2 separate regions of the Homo sapiens genome follow, and region 2 is linked to region 1. Evidence: chromatin contacts called from ENCODE Hi-C or POLR2A ChIA-PET data. All regions are on one chromosome and are shown on one strand. The core of a region is the stretch at or near the end of the contact, and the rest is flanking DNA. Distances in the headings are between cores, read along the strand shown. Region 1 overlaps BMF (Bcl2 modifying factor). Region 2 overlaps BUB1B-PAK6 (BUB1B-PAK6 readthrough).

Region 1 (3,661 bases), core at 805-3,304:
GCTGTTGACAATGAAGGGAAAAACCCAGCCGGTTCTGGGAGGGAGGGTTCCCAAAGGCAGAAGGTGGCCCCCAGTTGCCACATGGGACTTTCTGTGTGTGAAAGGGGAACTGGAGAAAGAGGTTGGGCCTGCCTGGGCCCAATGCCAGGAGAGGGGATGCTTCCAAGGCTAAGACAAGACCCCTTCATTTGTGGGCTTAAATAGTTTGTTTTATGAGAAATATGCCCTCCTCTGGCAAAAGGGCAGGGTTAGACAGTCTGTTTTCTTCTATTAGCACTGCAGCTTATGGAGGGAGGGTAAAGGCTAGGAGCGTGGCTTACTGTGTCTGACGAGCTGATTGAGGAGACACTGCAGTTACTCCCAGAGGGAACTGCCCCTTAGGGCAGTTCTGGCAAAGCAGTTCTGGCGGGAGTCTGAGAAGTTGGATAAGGCGGGCAGGCGGGGAAGAGGGAAAGGAGCGAGGAGCCCGGCGGACTGGCGCCCCTAGCGGTGGTTCTAACGCGTGCACTGGGTAAGTGTGGAGCGCTGGTCTAGAGGTCTTGCCTGGGGCTGTCTCCGGAGAGCAACTTGGCAGCTCTGTGCGTCTCAGTTTTCTCTCCCTCTTTTTGTGCTGCTGCCCAGGAGCTTCGGGAGACCAGCCTTACTCTACTGCACTAAAAAAGTGAAGACACTTTTTGATTTTTTCTTGCTCTGCCTCTTACTTTGCTCAACCCAGAAACTGGAGAGCTACCTCCAGTGCTTTTCCAGAGAAGAGCTTCAACCTGCTACTACGTGAATAACCAACTGTGGTTAAGGGTAGCTTGATAAATAAGGACGGAAGGCTGGCATGTTCGCCTGCACACGTTACCACCTGCCCTTTGTCATGGCACTGTCAGTGAATGGAGAAGCGAAGAGAAGGCTGGGGCCATTCTTTCTGTTCTGCAACTTTTATGCACTTGGGCAGCAGGCTGTCCAAGCTTGGCAGAGTGCTCCAATAGAGGCAGGCTGGCTCCTATCCTTTCTCATATGAGGATTTACCCTCAGCCTCCAATCTTGGCCAGGTCAGGCAGGCGTAGGGAGGTTGGAGCAGTTGTGGAGAATGCTGAGATGTGGATCCTCTATCTTTGCAGGCAATGCTGGCTATCGGCTTCCTCTCCCTGCCAGTTTCCCAGCAGTCTTGCCCATTGGGGAGCAGCCCCCCGAAGGGCAGTGGCAACATCAAGCAGAGGTACAGATTGCCCGAAAGCTTCAGTGCATTGCAGACCAGTTCCACCGGCTTCATGTGCAGCAAGTAGGCACGGGGGTTTAGGGGAGGAGGGTTGAGTCTGCTGGGGCTTGGGGGCCAGGGCCTGCCTCTCTCCTCTTGTCAGCAACTCTGTCTCTGCCAGACCTCAAGGATATTGTCCCAGAGTTTTGGTTATGGCGGTTCCCATGGGCAGGAGGGGCCTAACTGGCTAAGCATCTTGCCCTCATCTCTGAGCTCCACATTGGTTAACTGCCCAGTCTCAATTCATGTTCCATAAGAGCCCTCTCGGGAGAGGCTACAGTCTGGGAATAGGATGGCTTTCTGCAGCTCTGCTTGACAACCTGTCTCTTCTTATGGCCGTGGCTGAGGGGTTGCCCCTCACGGACCTAAGAGGAAGATTTTCCGGGTGCTGCAATGAAACTGGGCAGTTGGGGGGTGCCTGGCTAAGGTACAGTGGGAAACGGGTAACCAGGCCAAGGGATGGGGCCTGAGTTGGGGAAAGTGGTGGAACCGGTTGAAACCTGACACTTTCCAGCTGGGGAGGCCGCTCCTCACTGTCTCTGTCTGGGAACCAGGGTCTGGGACTCCGGAGAGTGTACCTCGGAGAGGCTCCCCAGACCGGCGGCCAGCCGGGCGCTCAGCCGGGCGCTTGGCCGGCAGCCTGGCACCAGCCCCGCCAGGGCGGGGCATCACGTGTCAGCCGAGCATGTGGCAGAGTCCATCAACAAAGGCGGCGGCTGGCAGGCTCGTGCTGGAGGAGCCCTCTGTGCCATGGCCTGGAGGCTGCCTTCCCTGTTCCAGCAGCCGCTGTCTGGGCTGGGTCCCCAGGCACTTAACCCTTCCTCTTCGGGCTGGCTTTCTGGATGGCTGCCAAGGCTGGGAGAGGAGCCTGAGGCTGCATCCGTGCTGGTACAGCCACAGCTGAAGCACAGGCATGCCACCTGGAAGCGAACACATTCTGTACTTCTGGGACTGTGTCCCCAGCCCAGCTGGCTCTGAATGTGTGTTTGTGTGTCTGACTGCGAGGAAATCAAGGGAATAAATAGCTTGACCATGACTGGGCAGACTCCGAGGTTAGAAGGGTAGCTTCAGGTGGTCGGAGGAGAGCTATTGGTAGGTTGACTTAAGGGTCAAACCATTACCAGTGCCAGGGGAAGAGGAATTGACCTTGGCTTTCCTAAGAACAGGACATTGCGGGTTACATATGGTTAGTGCCCTCTGCCAAGGAGTTCTAAGGACAGTTTGGGGCCAGGTCTGGGCCTGGTAAGTCCTCCCAGTCCCTTAGTGATCAGGAAGGGAGGGTGGCCCTATGCTTAGATAATAGATCTAAGCTCCAGTTCTTACTCTCTCCTTTGATTATTTGGTGGAAACTTGGCTTCGAGTTTCCCCTTCAGTCCATGTGTGGACTCACTCTGATTCTTGTTTTCAGTTTCTTGGCCTCCTTCCTGCCCATTCACTCCACCGTGGTTGTACAGGCCTACGGCTGAGCCCAGCTCACAGCTTCCAGTCCTGGTACTGGAGAGGATGGGAGGACACAGTGGCTGTGGCTCTTTTAGACTCATCTAGCGGGCTCCGTGGAAGGCAGCTTGCTTCATTTGCAATAATCTGATCTCTTTCACCAGTTATTCCCCAGAATATTCCCCCATCCACTGGTGAGCCTCTATAGGCTTGGGAATAGGCCGGGAGCCCTCCCTGGCACAGGACTAGGATACAGTCCTGGGGGCCCTCCTAACTTGGTCCTGAACAGGAGGAGGAGGAGGCCCTTATCCCAAGGTCTGGCCCTGATTTTTTTTTTTTTTTTTTTTTTTGGCTCTTTCGCCCAGGCTGGAGTGCAGTGGCATGATCTCGGCTCACTGCAACCTCTGCCTCCCCAGTTCAAGCGATTCTCCTGCCTCAGCCTCCCGAGTAGCTGGGATTATAGGCACGCACCACCACACCTGGCTAATTTTTGTACTTTTAGTGGAGACGGGGTTTCGCCATGTCAGCCAGGCTGGTCTCGAACTCCTGACCTCAGATGATCCACCTGCCTCGGCCTCCCAAAGTGCTGGGACTACAGGCGTGAGCCACTGCGCCTGCCTTGCCCTGCTTTTTGCTGGTTGGCATCACTTCTCCCAGTTCAGAGCTGCCTCTTTGCATGCACAGGTTAGTTTTAGACAAGGTGTTGTGCTTTTAGCCAGAGCCACCCAAGCTGGGGAGAAGGAAAGTGGAGGTGCAAGGCATGAGAGTCTCCTCTGCCTTGCACCTTACTCCACACTGGCTCCCAGGTTTCCTGTACCCCTACCCTCCTGCCATCTACCTACTTCTTACTTACAAGGGTAGGAGGCTGACCAGTGAGCCTTTTCTAGCTCAAAGAGCTGGTTTTCCCAAATTTTCCAGTACAAAGAGCCAGGGTTTTGTCTTCTCCTTAAACAGTTCTCCCCAGAGTCTTCTTGCTTT
Region 2 (3,661 bases), core at 574-3,073, 130 kb before region 1:
CTCATATAAGTTTTTTTATTTAAAGATATTTCTATATCTGTATGTTTAAACCGCAAACTGTCAATGTGGTTATCCTTGGAAATAGGAGTGGTGGTGAGAGGGGTCTTTCACTTTGGACTTTTTACACTCTTGCATTGTTTCAGTGAACATGTACTGTTGTATTTAAACAATACAAAAGTAAAAATAAAGGAATGTATGTTTTTAAAACTAATAATAGGCCAGACGCAGTGGCACACGCCTGTAATCCCAGCACTTTGGGAGGCCGAGGTGGGTGGATCACCTGACGTCAGGAGTTCGAGACCAGCCTGGCCAACATGGCGAAACCCCGTCTCTACTAAGAATACAAAAATTAGCTGGGTGTGGTGGTGGGCACCTGTAATCTCAGCTACTCAGGAGGCTGAGGCGGAGAATTGCTCGAACCCGGGAGGTGGAGATTGCAGTGAGCAGACTGTGCCATTGCATTCCAGCCTGGGCAACAGAGCGAGACTCAGTCTCAAAACAAACAAACAAACAAACAAACAAACCCTAATAATAGAAAACCAAGAGCTATGAAGAGTACCTAAAACTTGTATATTTGAACATTTTCCTCTGCAAAGTCCACTTTAAGGCAATGTGGGGATATGGAAAACACTTTTTCTTCCTTCATGTCTTTCAAATTTTCAGAAATGTTGTTAGAGGGAGGGGCAACATGAAGATGTGAAGGCACTAAGGCAGGAGATAGAGTTTATTACGTTAAATTCAAAACACTATCATCTTATTCAGATAATAATTACAATGACTCTCTTTAAGAAATGTAACATTTCTAAGTTTCTGCCAGTTTATGAGAAGCAGGCGGAAATTCCTGAAGAAACATCAACAATTTCATAAATCAAGAAAAATCATGTTTTCCAGATTTCTGCTATAGTAGCTAGCAGAGATAATAGCCATTTCATGAAAGGAACTGAGAACTAAACAAACCAGCTCTCCTGAATCTGCATCAGTCAGGTTCTCTGTTAGCCTGGAGAATCAAGTCCAGGACAGAAGCTATGGCAGTCCTGGGGTCTCTAAGCAACAGGACTGACTGCAGTCCCACAGATCACCCCTGCCTGGATGAGAGATGCTCCCACCATGCTGTCCACCTAGTGCATCCTTGCAGGGAAGGAGTCTGATTGGCTGGCTCAGGTCATATGCCTGTCTCTCAGGGAGGGTATCCTGGAGAGAGTGCTTCTGTTATCACACGATATAGGGAGGAAAGTTAGGGTGCTGTTACTAAACCAAAGGGGAATGGGTGCTGGAGACCAAAGGGGACCAGCCAATGATTGCCACAGCATCTTTGCCTCTTTTTCTAATTATTTTCAATTCCTGAGTGTGATAATCAGCCACTGTTGATATTCGATTCCTGTCTTGTGAAACTGATGGCCTGTGCAAACTGAGACCAGTTCCTCTATTCTATCATGTTTCTTGACTTCCTGATTTGATGAGAGGATCTGCAAATTTAGAACCATTTTTTCCACAGGCTGTAGAAAGGGGGGCTCCACCGGCCTGCAAAGGTATGGCTGCTGCTGCAGTGGGCAGGCCAGCAGATGCCTGTGTTTTTGGGCCAGTGGTCGGCCCTGGTGCTTAGCACATGGCAGGTGCTCATGTAAACTTTGTTGAAGGAATGAATGAACATCTTTAGAGGTTCTGTGCTCTAGCCACCCTCCTTAGAATGCGTGAATCCCAGAGCTGAAAGGCACTCTAGGGATATCAGCCCTGTCCCTCCTTCTACAGGTGAGAAAACCACAGCCCCAAGAGATTAGGTGACTCAGCAAAGCCTCAGAGAAAATTAAAGGCAGTCAGGAACTCAGCTGTTCCTCCTCACAGATCCATGAAGTTCCCTTTGCTGCCGACGGCAGCCCCATGCTAGCAGCAAGCTCTGAGTGTGACAGATCTGTAATTTGGACAAAGGCAGTGGTGGTGCTGTCACCACAGACATTTCTGCCTTTGAATCTTGGCTCCCAGGGATTTGCAGCCGCATGAATCAGTCAAGCCAGTGTCCTTACAATTTCTTAAAGTCTTTTACTGTGTTTTTGTTAATGGACATATACAGTACTTGCAGTCTCAAAAGTAATTTGCCTCACCTGCACCGTTTTGGTGAGTTGGATTCAGCTGGAACAACTGTTTATATCAACCTTGTCCCACTGCATGGTTTTAAAGAAACCATCTGGGGATGTGTTTGGAAAGGCCATGTAGCAATGAAGTTCTAAAAATTTTCATAAACTAGTGCTTCCCAAGTTTTCCTAAAGAATAATAAAAACTTTTAGAAACAAAGCCTAGGGCTCCAGTGTGTGGGTAAAATTCCTTTGCTGCCAAATTTTTCTAGATCTTTAGATGCTTCCCCACACTCCACACCCGCTTGTGCTGCATGTACAGAGGGTGCCTCACTCAGGCCTTCTGATGGGCCTGTCTCCACCCACCTACACTAGTCAGCGCCTCTCACCGCAGGGCCAGGAAGGGAGGAACAGATTCTGTTCTCCTTCCTTCCCACCATCCCAAGCCAGGGCAGGTTCCGGAAAGGAAGGGCTTGATTAATGAGCAGGTGTTGCCACTGAAGGCCTGTATATCCCACACTCCAGAGCTGGTCTTACCTTGGCGGCACTCGTCAGCCCTGCGCCTCCGGGAGAGCTAGGCCAGAAGCAGGGGCTCTACCTTCAAGAGATTTTTCTCAAGCTCCTTCCTTGGCAGGGAGGGTACAGAGGAACAGACGCTTCCTGGACATCTGCCTGCTCCCAAAGTATTGGCAGCAAAGTGGGGGATGACTAGGTCAAGTCCTGGGGTCCTCAGTGGGAAGGAAGTTTCAGGGCCTTGTCAGATAGGTCCCTTGCATGCCCTCCCCTGTGGCCCTGCTCCAGCTGTCCTCCTGTGGGCAAGGTGTGTGGAGGATGCTGGCAGGGGCCAAGGGTGGGCACAGTCAGTGACAAGAGACTCAAGTGGCCAACGTCAGCAGACAGCCGGAGAGGGTAGCAGGTGGGCAACATTTGGCAAGGTCTTCCCTTTTTACCCAATCTCTAGTCACAATGCTACACAAGATATGAGGGAGGGGAGCACAGGCCAGAATCTCATCAATATTAGAAGTGGCCCTGGCAAGCGACTCTGCTGTTGACTTCCAGAACAGTTTTCCCTCAGGAAAACGGGTTTTCAGGCTGGGCGTGGTGGCTCGTGCCTTAATCCTGGCACTTTGGGAGGCCAAGGCGGGAGGATTGCTGGAGTCCAGGAATTCGAGACCAGCCTAGGCAACAGTGAGACCTCGTCTCACAAAAAATAAAATTAGCCAGGCATGGTGGTGCACATCTGTAGTCCCATCTACTTGGGAGGTTGAGGCTGCAGTGAGCTGAGATTTGGCCATTGCACTCCAGCCTGGGCAACAGACCTCGTCTCACAAAAAATAAAATTAGCCAGGCATGGTGGTGCACATCTGTAGTCCCATCTACGTGGGAGGTTGAGGCTGCAGTGAGCTGAGATTTGGCCATTGCACTCCAGCCTGGGCAACACAGTGAGACCCTCTCTCTCGAAAAAAAAGAAGAGGGGTTTTCAAGTAAGTGAACAGGGAATGAAATTCTTTTTGCCAGGAACAGGTGTATGGAATTGTGAAAATACTTAAAAGATGGGGGTGGCAGCAGCTGAAAACCCTTTTATGTGAAGT

The links. Hi-C counts contacts between places; a loop is a spot of excess contacts on that map. ChIA-PET counts read pairs that join two places held with the same protein, here RNA polymerase II (POLR2A). Pooled maps may share reads with other maps.
Region 2: a loop to region 1 is called in a pooled map, with 2.0 times the contacts of the local background. The contact joins two enhancer-like sites. A Hi-C loop is called at or near these places in 1 of 168 maps with a recorded cell type or tissue (endothelial cell of hepatic sinusoid) and 1 of 50 pooled maps. POLR2A ChIA-PET finds 5 or more read pairs at or near these places in 9 of 52 experiments (AG04450, MCF 10A, WTC11 and 4 more).

What each region holds. Positions count from the first base shown.
Region 1 is chr15:40,101,789-40,105,449 of GRCh38, reverse strand. It overlaps BMF (Bcl2 modifying factor), which reads left to right. Exons shown (of 5, transcript NM_001003940.2): 4 at 1,110-1,270. Among named protein-coding and RNA genes, the nearest start is that of BMF, 5.3 kb to the left of the region's middle. RefSeq lists a silencer at 358-550 and enhancers at 1,083-1,648, 1,649-2,213. Within about 2 kb of position 2,054, at least 29 of the 41 ENCODE cell types and tissues checked have a DNase peak (open chromatin) inside an H3K27ac peak, as active enhancers do.
Region 2 is chr15:40,233,158-40,236,818 of GRCh38, reverse strand. The region is part of intron 1 of BUB1B-PAK6 (BUB1B-PAK6 readthrough); the gene reads right to left. The region is part of intron 1 of LOC107984763 (a long non-coding RNA gene); the gene reads left to right. Among named protein-coding and RNA genes, the nearest start is that of PAK6, 4.1 kb to the left of the region's middle. Within about 2 kb of position 1,823, at least 5 of the 41 ENCODE cell types and tissues checked have a DNase peak (open chromatin) inside an H3K27ac peak, as active enhancers do.